2 separate regions of the Homo sapiens genome follow, and region 2 is linked to region 1. The links are chromatin loops, found by intact Hi-C in ENCODE. Cell type or tissue: sigmoid colon. All regions are shown on one strand. Each heading gives the region's core, and the rest is flanking DNA. Links, peaks and the distances in the headings are about the cores only. Region 1 overlaps LOC101929174 (a long non-coding RNA gene). Region 2 has its middle 54 kb from the start of CTSC.

What was found. A loop is a pair of places that touch in the nucleus more often than their neighbours do. Peaks named below come from ENCODE experiments on the same cell type or tissue, not always from the same donor. Only the 100,000 strongest peaks of a DNase experiment are listed, where the experiment ranks them.
Region 2: a loop joins it to region 1, with 4 times the contacts of the local background. A loop is called at or near these places in 3 of 110 quality-filtered maps.

The regions. Positions count from the first base shown.
Region 1 is chr11:88,410,382-88,418,727 of GRCh38, forward strand. All of the region lies in intron 2 of LOC101929174 (a long non-coding RNA gene), which reads left to right. Among named protein-coding and RNA genes, the nearest start is that of CTSC, 77 kb to the left of the region's middle. In sigmoid colon, for the core only: no CTCF peak of the experiment used is centred there; a DNase peak (open chromatin) is centred at 4,360; H3K27ac peaks cover 416 bases.
Region 2 is chr11:88,279,241-88,287,586 of GRCh38, forward strand. No RefSeq gene overlaps it. Among named protein-coding and RNA genes, the nearest start is that of CTSC, 54 kb to the right of the region's middle. In sigmoid colon, for the core only: no CTCF peak of the experiment used is centred there; no DNase peak of the experiment used is centred there.

The DNA of each region.
Region 1 (8,346 bases), core at 199-8,198:
TTTAATCACCTCTTCAAACTTCCTATCTCCAAATACAGTTACATTCTGAGGTACTGGGGTTAGGGTTTCAACATCTGAATTTTGCGGGCACAAAATTCAGCACTATGATATGACAAATTGATAACATTTTAAATTAAAAACAAAGCAAAACCTAAGGTTAGAATCTCAGTATTATTTCTAGCAGCTATGATATTTATGGAGTATCAGGTCATAGAATTTAACATAAAATATTAACGAGACTTCAGTGTCATTTGCCCGTCTAACAAAAGGCATTTAATCCCAGTTTTTACAAAATATTCATCCTGATTTAGCTGATAGTTGAGGTCCTTGTGCTGAGCCATCTGCTAATTCTGTGGAAGACTGACCACACCTTTGAACGGGGAGCCTCCCAGGTGCCAAATAGAAGAAATTGTGCAGAATACTCTGACTCACACTAACGATAGTCATCATCCTTACCTTCTCCTTTTCTCCCTCCCTTCCTTTTCCTTTTCTTTCCCAGGTCTTCTGTGAGTACACCGACAATTTCAAACACTATACTAGGAACTGAATTTGGATAAATCATAACCTGCCCCAGGGGCTCACTTCTAGGAGAGGGGACAGATAAGTAATTGCACAATTATAATATAATTATAACATACTATATAATGCTCTAGGCTGTATGAGTATATGAAAGAGGAATTTATAAGTCACAATACGGGGAAAAGAGTCTTATAACTTACATCTCCACAAATGTTTTTTCTTTTCAGGGGATGCTCCTAAATTACAGCCATTATATCGCAGGAGATAGAACATATACGAGGCACAATGGCAAAGCATAGGATCTATGTTTTAACTAATGAATGGGAAATAGGCTCCAAAAGAAGATTGCCCATTAAAGCCATCCCCTTGAGAGGCTATTAATGAATTCCAAAGATGTTGCCTTTCCTTAAAGCTTTTTTGGAACTTGTATTTGGTTAGACTCTGAGCTCTTCTAGAGCAGAACAAAGCTTAACTTAATGCATGGTGCATGATTAATGTTTATAGAACAAGTAAGTGAACTCAGAGACAGTGGCTCATTTTTAATACCATAATTGGTGAGTAATACTTGTTCCTGGGGTGTTTGGGGTTTTTAGAGGCTTAAGACATCCAGATTTAACAAAACTGTGGTCAGACTAACAGTGTTTAGAGTTCAAAGTGAGGCATAGCTCTACAGTAATGGAAGTGGATTTCTTGCAAACCATCTCCAAAGAATACCAGAACAAAAGCAGGAAGAAAAGAAAGTGTGTTTTTTTTCTTTTCTTTTCCTTTCTTTTTCTTTTTTTTAGACGGAGTCTTGCTCTGTCACCAGGCTGGAGTGCAGTGGCATGATCTCGGCTCACTGCAACCTCCGCCTCCTGGGCTCATGCCATTCTCCTGCCTCAGCCTCCCAAGCAGCTGAGATTACAGGCACCCGCCACCACACCCGGCTAATTTTTGTATTTTTAGCAGAGACGGGATTTCACCATGTTGGCCAGGATGGTCTCGATCTCTTGACCTTGTGATCCACCCGCCTCGGACTCCCAAAGTACTGGGATTACAGGCATGAGCCACTGCACCCGGCCAAAAGTGGGTTTTGATGAATAGTAACGTCATCCTCAAATATGAAGAGTATTGGTTGTAATGTTGCTTGGAGGAAATTGATAAGCACTTTTTAAGAAAAGTAGATTGTATTAGAAGCATCCTTTCTTTCTTTTTTTTTTTTTTTTTTTTTACTTTAAGTTCTGGGATACATGTGTAGAATGTGCAGGTTTTTTACGTAGGTGTACATATGCCATGGTGGTTTGCTCCACCTATCAACCAGTCATCTAGGTTTTCAGCCCCGCATGCATTAGGTATTTGTCCTAATGCTCTCCCTCCCCTTGTCCCTCACCCTCCAACAGGCCCCAGTGTGTGATGCTCCCCTCCCTGTGCCCATGTGTTCTCATTGTTCAACTCGCATTTATGAGTGAGAACATGTGGAGTTTGATTTTCTGTTCCTGTGTTAGTTTGCTGAGAATGATGGCTTCCAGCTTCCTCTATGTCCCTGCAAAGGACATGAACTCATTCTTTTTTATGGCTGCATAGTATTCTATGGTGTATATGTGCCAATTTTTTTTATCCAATCTATTATTGATGGGCATTTGGGTTGGTTCCAAGTCTTTCCTATTGTAAATAGTACTGCAATAAACATACCTGTGCATGTGTCTTTATAATAGAATGATTTATAATCCTTTGGTTATATACCCAGTAATGGGATTGCTGGGTCAAATGGTATCTAGATCTTTGAGGAATCATCACAATGTCTTCCACAATGGTTAAACTAATTTACACTCCCATCACCAGTATAAAAGCGTTCCTATTTCTCCACATCCTTGCCAGCATCTGTTGTTTCCTGACTTTTTAATAATCATCATTCTAATTGACATGAGATGGCATCTCATTGTGGTTTTCATTTGCATTTTTCTAATGACTAGTGATGATGAGCTTTTTTTCATATGTTTGTTGGCCGCATGGTTGTCTTCTTTTGAGAAGTGTCTGTTCATAGCAGAAGCATTTCTTCTGGGAACAAAAGTACCATCCAAGGATTATTTAAACACCAGAGGATTTTGAATAAGCAAAAATGTCCTTTGAGCTGACTTTTGGGATTGGAGCTGGTGAGAACTGCATTACTCAGCATGGCATGAAAAGCACTTGGAATTGCTAGGAGCAATCCTGGAAGTCCACTTTAAAAAAGATCATAGGGAAGAGAAAGAGAGAAGCCACTGAGATGAAGAAAGAGCCCATGACACCAGTGTGCCTGGGTGGACAAAAGACAAGCTGTGGATTGTTTCAAATAGAGGATTGGTTCACACAGGGATTCGGTTCTTTGCTCTCTACACTGATGTTACAGTTACAAGCACCATACCTGCATGATATTGTTGATATTTTTTAAGATCAAGGAAAAAACCTGAAAGTCCATATATGAGTGAAAGTGGTGTAAGTCAGGGGCAACATTCAAGGAAGATAAAATAATTCATAAATAGAACTGATTTATGGGAGCAGGAGCTCAGAACTAGAAGTAACAATAGAAACCCAGATCCTCCAGAGATTCATAGAACTCTTAGAAAAAGCTTCGACTATGGCCTGGGGGTTCTGAGTAGCCTTAGCTTAATTGGAAGCCTTACCCCAATTGACACATGAGTTTCATATAAAATATAGCACTAGACAAAATCTGAGCACCTCTATTTTGATTATAGAAAATTGGTTCTGAAGCTTTTTTTTTTCTTTTCTGGAATTTTCTTCTTTCTTTACTAAGAAAAAAGTTCCACCCTGCTACTGCTGCCCCTACAGAGTCGATCATGGTATTTGCTGGGTTCCCACTGTATTTTCTAGAGATTTACATTTTAGCACCTGTATAAGTTTTGGACAATTTAGAAATTTTCTGCTCCTTTAGATTCTGAGCTACTTGAGGTTGGGGAACATGTCTTATTTTTGTTTATCCTGAACCCTTTGTTTCTATCAAATATCCAGTAAATGTTACTGAATAAATGAATGAATTAATGATTAAATGTATGTATGCATGAATCAATGAATGAAGATGAGTATCTATGCTCCTAGAAGTTATAACCTAAATACAGGGAATTTTAAGTAACAGAGTACAAGTCTGGGCGTAAATCAAAACTAAAGATTTTCAAATATCAAAAAGAATTTTGTTTGACTTCCTTCTTAGAGACGGTTTTGGTTTGCTTGTTTTAAACATCTTTCATCTCCATCCCTTGTTTTCTGGAATTTCTATAAGCTATCACCATCCTCCCCACCACCACCCTGCTAAAAAAGGCCCTTTTCTGAGAAACAGAAGAAGAAATAAATGAAATTGGTTTGCATGCCTTAGTGAATTCTTATGATGAAAGGGTAACCTGGAAACAATTCCCATTACACTTAGCAAAACCATTTTTCAGTCTATACAGCCCACTATCTAATTACAGTATTGGAATACTGTTAAGAATGGAGCAAAGTTCAAAGAATCAGTTATATCCCCAATCAAAGCGACCGGCCACACTTTCAGTAGCTGGTGAGAGTGAAGAGGAAGTCACTAAACCAGAAGATCTAATCAGTCTGTTTATCATGTGACAAGAAGATCTTAAGTATTCCTATTGCTGTTCTTATGGAGACTTCATGTCACCCAAATGGAGGCAAGGGACCTCTTTAAAGAGATCAAACAAGGTTGGTAACAGAAGTCCACATGTGAACCTGAACCCTGGGGAGGGATTATTGAGAGAAAACTAGAAGCGTCAATTTGCCCTGTTCCCCAGCTTCTTCGGAGACCTATGTTGAGAGCTGGCCAGCACGAGTCAACTATTGTTGCCTGGCAGTCATCCAAAATGCAGTCTATTACTGGAGAAAAAGCAGTGCATGTGGGAAGGAACTCAGCCCTCTTTTGTGGGCCTTGTATTGTTACTGCACAGCAGAGGATCCAGATAGAGGAAACTAGCTTTAGTGGCATTTTTTTAAAAAGGATAATACTTGATTTGAACAAATAGAACTGTGTAGCCTCCATAAAATTCTGTTTATTTTGTACAATTTGTTTCCAGGTATCTTTGGTACAGTTTAATCCTGGTGAGGGGTATGATGCCATGTAAGCAGAATAAAAGGTTGACATTAAGAAATCATTTTAGGTCTAGAAATAAATGTGGGCTGGAGGAAGGAAAGGATGTGGTCTGGTGGCAAGGAGAAAAAAGGGTGTGCCAGGTGAGAGGCACATGAAATGTGAAATCCTATAAGCCAGTCTGTTTCTGGGGTTGGAAGGCAGGGCTATTGTGTAAAGAGCAAGGCTAGAAAAACCACTGTGAGGCTGAAGAGTAATTATATCCTGGGGAGGAGATGCTTCAGCCTCTCAAGTCAGATCCACGGACATTTGCTTCGTTGTTTGTTTTGATAAGTAGGGGCTACTGTTCACATCTGAGAGGAACGGCATGACTAATGTGATGCTCCTGATAAGTTCTCAACCTTGGTTATATATTGGAATCACTTTAAAATTACTAATGCCTTGGCATTTTACGAAGGTCTCTAGGTGATTTTAATATGCCACATGCTAGAAGGAGCACCCTCACTTTACTTGGGCAAGTTCAATCTTACAATATACCTGATAGTACTTCTTGATTTCTTTGACTTTAATGACCATCTGCAATGTGGTTACCTGCTGATACAATTGCCTCCTAAACTAGTGGTTTTCAAGTGTCAAGGTGCATAGGCATTTCCAGTATATCTTGTAAAAGACAGAAAAAAAAAACACAGATTTGATTCAGTAGATCTGGGGTAGGGCTTGAGAATCAACGTTCTAACAAAAATCCCCTCTTCTGTTCCTCAGAACACACTGTGAGTAGTAAGCTCTTGAATTACAACTCCTCACAGCCTTGTTCCCACTTCCATTTGGTGTAGCCCTCAAGAGTGCAGGCTTTGGGTTTAGAACACTCTGGCCTCTACCCTCTACTAGCTGAATGAGTCTGGGCCAGTTGATTAACTTTAATTACCTAGTTTCTTTGCCTATAAAATGAGGATAAATGAAGGTTTTGTGAGTATATAAAAGATTAACTTAAAGTGGACTAACAGTGCAGGGCCTTGCACATGGTTAGTCCCTAGCTTTCTCTAACCCCTGAGATGCTTTGTCTTGTCACAGCTCCTTTAATTATTTTTTGGTCTCCTACTTTATAACTTCTGTAGAATCTTATAGAAATTCTCAACTGACCTCTAGTTCTTGGAATCCTCCCAACTTCCCCAAACTGTTGCTTCTTTTCTGGCCTCTATTCCCTTTCCACTCAGCCTGTGTTCTCTGGTCAATCATGTAGACCATGGCTTCTATCCGTTCATTCATTAAACAAACATTTACTGAGCACGCCATATGTGCTAGGCATTGTGATGAGCTCTAGGAGTATATTCAATGCATTCAGTGGTGGGCTGGTAAATGTTTCATGATGGTGTAAAAATGTATGTTTATGCACACATACATAAATGTATACTTTTTAATATAAAACATTAATGTAAAGAATGTATAGTGTACAATTTACTCTTTATTTTAAATGTAATATAGCCATTTTGTTTCCACAGAAATTTTTTATTTTATTTTTTGCTAAACTATTGTATTTTTAGCCAAGCTATGGTTGTATCTGATGAATGAATATAGTTCATATAAGAATATTACTTGATTCTTTTGTATTAATAAGATTAAAGTAAAATTAGGTGGTAAGTTGTAACTTCCTTTGTTTGTCAATATCATGAGCTGCTTCTTTGCTGAATCATAGGTTTTAGATACCGGAAGAATAATATTTCTTTAAATTTTTGTGTAATGGCTATAGACATGACCTGCTTTAAGCTTAATCTGTGCTGTTAACATTTTTACTATCATTTTCTCAAGTCTAAACAATCAAATAAACAATACATCAAGATGTCAACTAGGCCGGGCGCGATGGCTCACGCCTGTAATCCCAGCACTTTGGGAGGCCGAGGTGGGCGGATCACAAGGTCAGGAGATCAAGACCATCCTGGCTAACATGGTGAAACTCCGTTTCTACTAAAAGTACAAAAAATTATCCGGGCGTGGTGGCGGGCGCCTGTAGTCCCAGCTACTCGGGAGGCTGAGGCAGGAGAATGGCGTGAACCAGGGACGCGGAGTTTGCAGTGAGCCCAGATCGCGCCACTGCACTCCAGCCTGGGAGACAGAGCCAGACTCCACCTGGAAAAAAAAAAAAGATGTCAACTAGTGTTGCTGATTTATTTGGTATCAATACATCCACTATTGTCAATTTCAAGCTACCAGCATAATGTATTGTAATGGCAAAAACTGCAATTACTTTTGCACCAACCGAATAATGGCACTGAACAGGAAGTTGAAAAGATGTGCGGTAGTCCCTCAATAGATAGTATTTCCACCATAAGGATTGAATCGGGGAAAATAACTTCAAGAGAATAAATCGTAGTAAACACTATGACAATAAACAGGAAATGAATTAGAGCATTTATTATGTTTTGAGAATATAATTTGTTTTTTAAAATAATAGCTATGTTTAACAAACAGATGGAAAAATTCCTGAAAATTTAATAATAAGCACTTCTTAGCAAGGACAAGCCAGCTGCAACACATCAGGTTTGTGCAGTAGACATAGTCACTGACATCATGAAGCTTATACTCTAGAAATGGAGGCAGAGAAATAAATGAGCATGAATCTTATAAGAAGGGCCCCTCAGCCAAATTTGATGCTATAATTGTGATAGGCAGAATGTTGGCTCCCCATGGACTTCACTCTCTGGTGTTTATATCCATGAATAGGTTATATTAAATGGCAAAAAGATTTTGTAGATGTAATGTTACAAAGCAATTGACCTTAAAATGGTGAGAGTATCTTTGATTATCCAGATGGGCCTAATGTAATCACATGAATCCTTAAAACAGAAGGCAGAAGCAGAAATCAGAGTCAAAGCACAAGGATTACCAAGGCACCATTGTTGGCTTGAAGAGAAAGAGGACCATGCAGCAAGGAAATAGGGACCACAGTCCCACAACCATGAGGCACTGAATTCTGCCAATACCCAGTGAGTGTGGAAGAAGACCATACGTCCCAGATGAGAGCTGCAGCCCTGGATACTACCTGGATTTTAGCCTAATGAGACCCTGAAAAGATAAACCAACCACACTGTGCCAGATTTCTAACCTATAGAAATAGTGAGATAAATTTGTGCTTTTTAAAAGTGCTACATTTTTACAGCACAGTAATTTGTTACACAGCAATAGAAAACTAATAACAACTAGTAAAAAAAAAAATTATCAAAATAACAGTAATCCAGGAATAGCAGGGAAAAGAATGTTTCAGCACTTTCAGGGATTTAGTGGTGTTGAATATGCCTGAGTGGCATGTACAAGAGAAAGAAAAATGAGAAATCAAGATGGAAAAAAAGTGTTCCTTCCTGAAGAACCTTTTAAGCTAGGAGAATATTCTGAATGTTTTCCCAAGAGCAAAGGGAACCAATACATCATTTGTCATGATCAATTTGTGTTTATGGAAGATAGATGAAAAGGGTGTTGAATGGCAGGAGGCAGATCATTTAGGAGGCTTTTTCAGATCAAACAAGCATGGTGAGGATGGAGAAAAGTGGATTGCGGTGCCTTACCCTGTATACTCACTATTGTCTACTGTTTGTTCTTTCTCTCGTTTGCTTTTTAGTTGTGCTCAACAATCACTGTTTTAGCACTCTGTGCCAGGCACCATGCCAGGCAGTGTGAATACCCCTTCAGGCTCCCAGACCTTGGTAGGGATCATGTTGCTGCCCTTTTTCCCCCAGAAGCTGTGTAAAGTAATGTAAATACATAGTTTATGA
Region 2 (8,346 bases), core at 18-8,017, 130 kb before region 1:
CTAATACTTTGCTGTAGGAATCAGTTAGCTTTCCCCTTTTTGACATATCTATATCCCTGTACATAATATGTTATGCCTTCCTTTCTCTACTTATGCGATGCTTTATTTGCTCCTACTTTCTACTTTTCATTGAAAAGCACTCATGTATTTTTCTGTGTGTTTATTATGAACCTAATGCAATGAAACAACTAAAATAAAATTAAATTCATCATAGTTTATAATGTCATTAGAAAGGTATGATACAGAAACAGAAAATAAATGTTAAATGATTTGGCAAGGGTAGTTTATCCTACAGAAATTTGGGTGAGAAAGTCTGACGAGGATGAAGGTGAGACTTGGACAGTGCTTTGAAGATACCAATAGCTTCCTAACTGATCTCACTGTTGCCAATCTTGCTCTTCCTCTTATGATTTCCTTACCAACAGATAACAACATTACAAAAGCAAAGATCTGATCATAATATTTCTCTGTACAAATTCCTTCTCCCCACTGATTACATCCTCACCAGCATTTATTATTAAAATTCATTGTATATGGAAATAAACCCAGATGCAAAGTTGCAGACTTTCTTCCTTCCCAGAACCTTGAATATCCTCCTAGTTTGTATTCTAGTTCCCCCATCGACCCCTGCCTCATTTTCCTGGGTCTAGATACCATGCTCAGCTATTACTTTGCTGGATCATGATACACTATGCCCACCTACCTCACCCAGGCACTAACTCACTGGGAATCTTTAGCCAAAATTTAGAATCATGTTACTGTCCCTATTTGTGCCCCAGAAACTTCAGCAGCTATGTTCCATCAACTTAGAAGATGCCTCCTTTAAATATCTATACTTCCTGGATCATACTACTGTATTTCCCTGGAATCCATAAATTGAACTGTGACTTCCTTTTATTCTATACCAACTTACATCTGAAGTGGTAGATTACTTCATATGGGTAGATTTAGAACACTGTGTTTCATTTGGCTCTTCCATTTTACTTTCTCCAAGAAAAAGAATGGAAGATAATAGGAAGCAATATGTATAAGACTGAATTAAGACAGAATTATTATCAAATTGAAAGACAGTGAGTTATGTTATTGGCTTTCAACATATATCAGACAGACCATGCCTCCTTGTCTAATAATAAAGACTTCATTTGGAGGTCCCAGAACACTAAATGATATGAAGCTATGGGTTAGGGGATGGTCAATTTACAGAGGCATGGGATCCTGGTTAACAAAAATTTTCTAGAAAGAAAAGAACATGAGTAAAGCTAATTTAGGGCACCATGATACATCTACTTATGGACATATTTGTAAACTACCAAGACCACCCTGTTTCATAATAGCCCAGTCATAGGTAGAATAATTACCTTTAAGAAGAATATAAAAGTACTAATGCTAAAGAAAGCAGAAATAATTCTCTAAGTCATTATTGGCTAAGAGTGTTGTATAATTTGCAGGTACATTTAAAGGAAGAATTACTAACTCAAGGCCTACTGCATTGCATTTCAGAAAATATACATTGAAAATAACGTGACATAATAGAGAATAGGTAAATGTCTGTAGCCATGGGCTCGAATACTGATTCTTCCAAATACCCTGAGCAAGGATCTTGGTCTACTGAACCTCAGTTTTCCTATCTGTAAAATGGGCTTTTAAAACCTGTTCTATTGACAGATTGTTTTGAAGAATAATACAAGTAATGCACTGCCATTCAAAAGGTAGTTATTTTATCTATTGTCATCGCTATTTAGACAGGCACAGTGTCTCAATATCAGGTTAATATAATGTCTTATTTTTGACATGTAAATGGCCATTAAGTGTTTTAAATCCTTCTTTAACTAAACAGGAGATTTGAAGATCAGCTTTTGAGTCCAGAGATTTGGGCAGAGGCCAAAATAATTCAGCTGCCAGCTACAAAGTACCACAGCAAGTGCCAAAAACGCTACTCATTTTTGAATGAGAAAAATATCTCTGCCAAACCAAATCTTAAGCGTTTTTATAGTTCTTTCCCGTATGTTCCTATAAAAAGGTCATTTTTTACATCTCATTTTTGAATGGAGCTGTCAGAATAACAACTTTCAACTGTCTCCCAAGCCTCAAAAATTGATCCAGTTAAAAAGAATTTGAGGATGGGAAGTATTTTTAGAGAATCCAGTGACTTGTGCTTTGAAGTCATGGACAGCACAGATTGAAATAAACACAAATAACTGACCTCTAGTTTGTACTTGGTCCATCCAGGTCTGCTTCTGGAGAGACAGCTCCCAAACAAACATTTCAGAACTCACAGCACCACCTTCTGGGGGTAGTATTTGGGGCAATATTTGAAATATTTGATAACCAGTCATGTTACAACTGACTAGAAAATACCATTTTCACTCTTATTTACACCTATTCCATGGCCAGATTAGAAAAACGAAGAGGAAGTTTGTTAAAGCAGGCCACACAATCTCTAAATTCCAGGCGGCTAGAATTTCACACGGTCTGGGGAGGAATTAGTGGTCTGAACTGATTGTGCAGGTCCCTGTCTCCACCAGGAGGAAGGGGCATCATTTTCCCATTCCCATATTGGCACTCTGTGAGCTAGCAGAAGCCCTTGGAGATTGAAATATTACAATAAATAGGTCTGAGTTTCTCAGAACTGCCATGAAACTTCTAATATGTGAAAATGTCTGGAAAGTTATAGAGTGGAACTGAAATATCTTCAAGGGATACAGCCTTCCAAATAGATAATGTTCAAAGAACAATTGATAGTGGTTACTGAAAACTAATACAACTGTTTTGAGTTTACATCCCCCATATCTGAGATTCCACACTAAACAACTTATATAGGGATTTTGCATATTATTCAAATAGAAAGCTAGATTGTTCACAACTGTCACTCAACTTCACATATTCTTACCAGCTAAGATTTTCCTGAGTTTAAATTTTTGTAGCCTGTATTGTGGAAATCACAGATTTATTGAATGTGCATTTTCAGAATCACTATCCATATCCATCTTGAAATATTTTTGAGCTATGGGAAACCAGGTGAGCATTTTAAGCAGGAATGTGGCATTGTCACCACTGGTGTGGTAAGGACTGGAAGAGAGCAAGACTGGGAGTAGGAAGGTATGTTAGGAAGCCATAGCGATGACATAGGTTACAGATCATGATAGGTTAAGACAGACATGTGGAGAGACAGATGTAATAGGTATTTAGAAATCAGAATTAATAGCAGCTCATGATTAATTGAATGTTGGGGTAAGGAAGATGAATAAATACGATAGTTTTCTGATTTTTGAAAAGTTGGTGAATGGAGATGCCATTAACTAAAAAGATGGAAATGAGCTGCCTTTGGGAATAGAAAGATGATGTATTCAGACTTGTGCATGTTGCATTTAGTAATAGGACTTGTGCCTTGTATCAGTGGAGAATGAGATACAGGGTTTAGAATTATAATAGGCAGCCTTTATGAGGACCCCCAGTGAAGTTACCTCCTGGTATATTCAGGCTTCATGTAACACTATCTCCTTCAGTAATGTGCTTCTGACCAACAGAATATGGAAACATTGAGGAGATGTCTCTTTCATGATTAGGTTACAAGAGATTATGAATCCTGTCTTGCAAGTACACTCTCTCTGTTGCTTTCATAGCTTGCACATTTTAATGAAGCAAACTGTTGTGTTATAGAGGCCCACATGGCAAGGTCCTGAGAGTGGCATCTGGTCAACAGACACCAAGAAACTGTCAACATAAAATAAACAAATTCAAAGTCTATTTTAAGAGAGTTTATTCAAGCACAAAGGTTAAGGACTGCAGCCCAGGAAACACTTCCAAATTGCCTTGGGAGTGCTCTGGAGAACAAAACAGATGCTCAAGTGTTTAAAGAAAAAAAAGATGAATCAGGGGAAGCAACAATTACAAAATTTTTTTGTCAAGAATTCTCATTGGTTCACAGAAATAACATTAGTTAGCAATTGGCTATACATTGTGGAACTATAGGGTATATGGCATTTTATGGCTACTTGGGATCAGTTAGTCTAGAGCCTGCAAAGCAAGTGGCTTGGAGAGATAGTGATTTAGCTCAAGAGGGAGTGAGATGTGACTGTTGCCACATGTTAAATGCTTTTCTGGGCCTGATTATTTAAGGGAGCTCACATGCCTAGAGGGAAAGTAAAGTTTAAGGAGGACCGGGAGACTGAAAAGAATATTGCAAAGAAATACAGATCTGAAATCTGGGAATTGCAAGGTTAAAGAAGGTGTGACCAAATAAATACCAACTGCTGAAAGACTGAAAACTATTTTCAGCAACAAGGTGGATTTTATCTTGATGTGAACAATTTCACATTAAGTGACCTGGCAGAAGGCAGATTTCAACAGACTGAGGAGAAAACACAAAGTGAGAAGGTAAAAGAAATTTCGTTGAAGACACTTAAATGTTAAGAAAAGTATAATGTGATATTTGCAGTAGGTGAAAAGTTGGTAGCTGATATGGTTTGCCTCTGCGTCCCCACCCAAATCTCACCTTGAATTGTAATAATCCCCATGTGTCAAGGGTGGGACGAAGTGGCGATAAGTAAATCATGGGGGCAGTTTCCCCCATATTGTTCTCATGATAGTGAGTGACTTCTCCTGACATCTGATGGCTTTATAAGGTGCTTCCCCCTTTGCTCTGCACTCATTCTCTCTTCTGCCGTCCTGTGAAGAGGTACCTTATGCCATGATTCTAAGTTTCCCCAGGCCTCCCCAGCCACGTGGAACTGTTGTCAATTACACCTCTTTTCTTTAAAAATTACTCCATCTTCACACCAGTGTGAGAACAGGCTCTTATAGTGGCTTTTTGGAGGAGAGAGAGACTTGAGCTTATTTATGTGATAAGGCCTCTTTGGTCATGCAAATTTTTATTACATTTTCTGTTATTTATACCATAGCTATTTTTCATAAGAAAAACAATAAAGGAAATAAGTACGCTTAATCATTCATAATCCTCTTGCCCTTTTGAAGGCACTAACATATCCATTTGCATTTTTCATAACAAAATACAGCATCATTTTTCCCACATATAACATAAGTACTTCTTAATGTTGTTATGTTAGTGCCATTGTTGTTTTTAATATTGTATAATATATTGTCAAGTTTGTGTACTATAAATGATCTATTTTCTACTTATTGGGCCTCTAGGTTGTTTCCAACTTTTTATAACTGTAAATGATGCTGTGATTAATTGTGCAAAGTTGCTCCAAAACAAAAACAGAGAAGCTTCCCATAAGAGTGTTTCCTGGATGTTTGCCAAAGTCAGTACTCTTCATGCCAAAGGGCTCTGAACTGAATTCAATAAAAGTTCATGCAAATACTGCTGGGACTATTCCTTTTTTTATTTTTTATTATTGAAAACTTCAAAAGCCCAGCAGATGGGTAGATCAAATATACAGAAAGAGATCACTGAATGTCCAGATTGACTTTAAACTTTCTGTGAAACCAAATGTATTCTGTGAACTTATTCTAGGTTGATATCTTTCTACCAACATCCTGAAGTACATTACATACAGCAGAGAGGGCCTCAATAATCTTTCTTCTTTTATTTATTTATTTTTTTATACAGGAAGGAATGTTGCTGTCCTTAATACCTCCCTTGCTAATGCACTTGCAAGAAAAATAATCCACTTCCCCTTGGAGGGCTGAGTGTGCTGCCAAAAAAAAAAAAAAAAAAAATTTGAGCTTATAGCATTTGTTGCAAATCTGCTAAACATTATGTTTGCCAAATTCTTCCTAAAAATTGCTATCACATTTCTGGGAAGACACTTGCTGAAAGGAAAAGCTTGTACTGCTTTAGTAGTGGTCAGCTGAAATTCAACCTCTTCAAAGTAGAGCTTGTCATCCATTGCCCACCACCTCCCTCCTGACTTAAATTCTAGGAGGCCACCCTTCTTTTATTTATTCTAGTTTAAGATGCTGAAGGTGTCTTCTTATTTCTCAGGACTTGTGCAATTACGATAGTTTCTTACAAAAGATAAGGAAGAACAAAAGAGATCAGGACCTGAAATATCAACAAACTCCTGGGAAAAGCACAGGAAGAACATCTTGAGGGAAGTATGGTTAAGAGCTATGGTGCTAGAACAGAGACCTGGATTCAAATCCCAAGAAAATGGATGACTTCCTTCGCTTGTCTTATTCCTTATGTGTAAAACAAAATCTATACCAGGAATTCAATGAGACGTTGTATGCAAAGAGCTTACCATACCACCTAGCACAAAGTAAGACCTTGATAAATGGCAGCTATCATTATTATTACCAATAAAGGCAAAACTAACTGGGTCAAAAATAAAGTATCCACTTGGTGAAGCTGCTGCAGGGGACAGTCAAGGTATAAAGAGGCAGCAGTCAGGTTCAAGGGGAGGGGCAGGGGGAAGATAATGTTTGCTCCTGGGTGTAGCAGGAGCACAATGATGGGGAATCCAGGTGCTGCACAAAATGCCCAATTCTTGACAGCATGTAGTGAGCATTTTAAAAAGTCTCTCCATTGGCAGAAGGAATCTAGTTCCCAGGTGGGATTTTACTGGTCAGAGTCTTGGCTCTAGAGACAATGATAGCATGAGTAAGACTACATCTCCACCCCAGAGAAACAGACAAAGGGCTGAGGACTGAGAGAGCCACTAAGGGTCAGGGAACAAATGGAGAGCTCAGTTTCCCAACAGGTCTGACCCCGGATGAGATTATGGCTCAAAGCTGAGTTACCTAACCGGTCTAGCCACCTGAATCTCACCTGCCAAGCCTTTTCAATGGTTCCTCCCAGCCTATAACTGAAAGAAAATTTTAAATAGTAACAATATTGGCATTTTGGAATGGCTACTGCCTAGGGGAAGAGGCACCCATACACATAAAAGTTTACTGCCAGTACTGGGGCTTACACATCTTCATAAGCCTAATGGAATTTTATGCAAATATGGGATAAGTAAGTGAACTTTTCTGGAGAAAGTATCCATAGTTTTCAGCAGTCTCAAAGCAGCTCATGACCCAGCAGGCATGAAGGATCAATGCTTTAAGTAAAGATGTTACAATCTACCTCTTTCCTTCTCATCTTTATTTTGATGAAATGTTGGGTGAGTTGAATGGTTTCATCTTCTATGGCAGAATTTTCCCACATGCTTGGGCCTTCAATTATCACAATAACTTCCCATTTGCTCCCCTCACTTTTTCTTATAAGGGTTTATCACAACTTCTGGTTCATTAAGACATTCTATTCTTATAAATTGTGGCCATGTATTTAATACATTTTATACCTTTTATAGTCATGTCAGTAGGTTCTGTTGGGTGGGGATTACTGCAGAATGGGGTCAATCTGTCACCTTGAAATTGAAGGGAAGTGTCTTAATCTTCTCTCATTGCTTCTATCTTCCCACAGTCTCTTGGCCTCCCATGCCTTTTACTACGCCTCTTGCTTTTTCAAAGCTCAGCTCAAGTTCCAGATTCTCTTTGGAAGCTTCTGGGATTACTTCAACCCTCAGAATTCTTTCCCTCTTCCAAAGTATATAACATTCATTTGGTGCTGGGAAAGTATATAAAGGAATTAGCATGTTGTAGACAGGACTTTTTCAACCTCAGGACTATTGACATTTTGGGCTGGTTAATTCTTCATGTGGAGGCTTGTCCTGTGCACTATAGAATATTTAGCTGTATATCTGGCCTCTATCAACTAGATGCAGTAGCACACTCCCATCCTCGCCCCAGTTATGACAACCCCAAATGTCTACCAACATTAGGGGCAAAATTACCTCTAGTTGAGAACCAGCGTTGAAGAATGATCCCCATGTATCAGGTAATGTACTAGATTATATAGCTTTTATTTCATGGGTATATCCTACTTTCCTACGTTTATCTTCCCTTTAATTCAGTTCACTCACTTATTTTTAATTTATTTTACATTGCGTCTTAACCTTTGCAAAACACTTTAAATCTTTTTTTAAAACAAGGCAAGTTATATGTAAACACTCGTTGCTTCTTTTAAACCTTGGCACAGCCCTTGAAAAAAGATATTAGCAACGCTGTTTAACAGGCAAAGACACTGACTACTAGAAATCTCTGTTCAATAACTGAACAAAGTCCAAATAACAAACATTGGTGGAGCAAAGACTCAATATCAGGATTTTCTGGTTCCAAAGACCATGACATTTTTGTGCCACAATGCTATTTTTAAAAATTGGTACACATTTGTGCATATTTATGGGGGTACATACGGTATTTTGATACATGCATAAAATGTGTCACAATCAAATCTAGGTATTTAGCATATACATAACCTATAACATTTATCATTTCTGTGTTGGGAACATTTCATATCTTCTCTCCTAGTTGTTTTGAAACATACAATATATTATT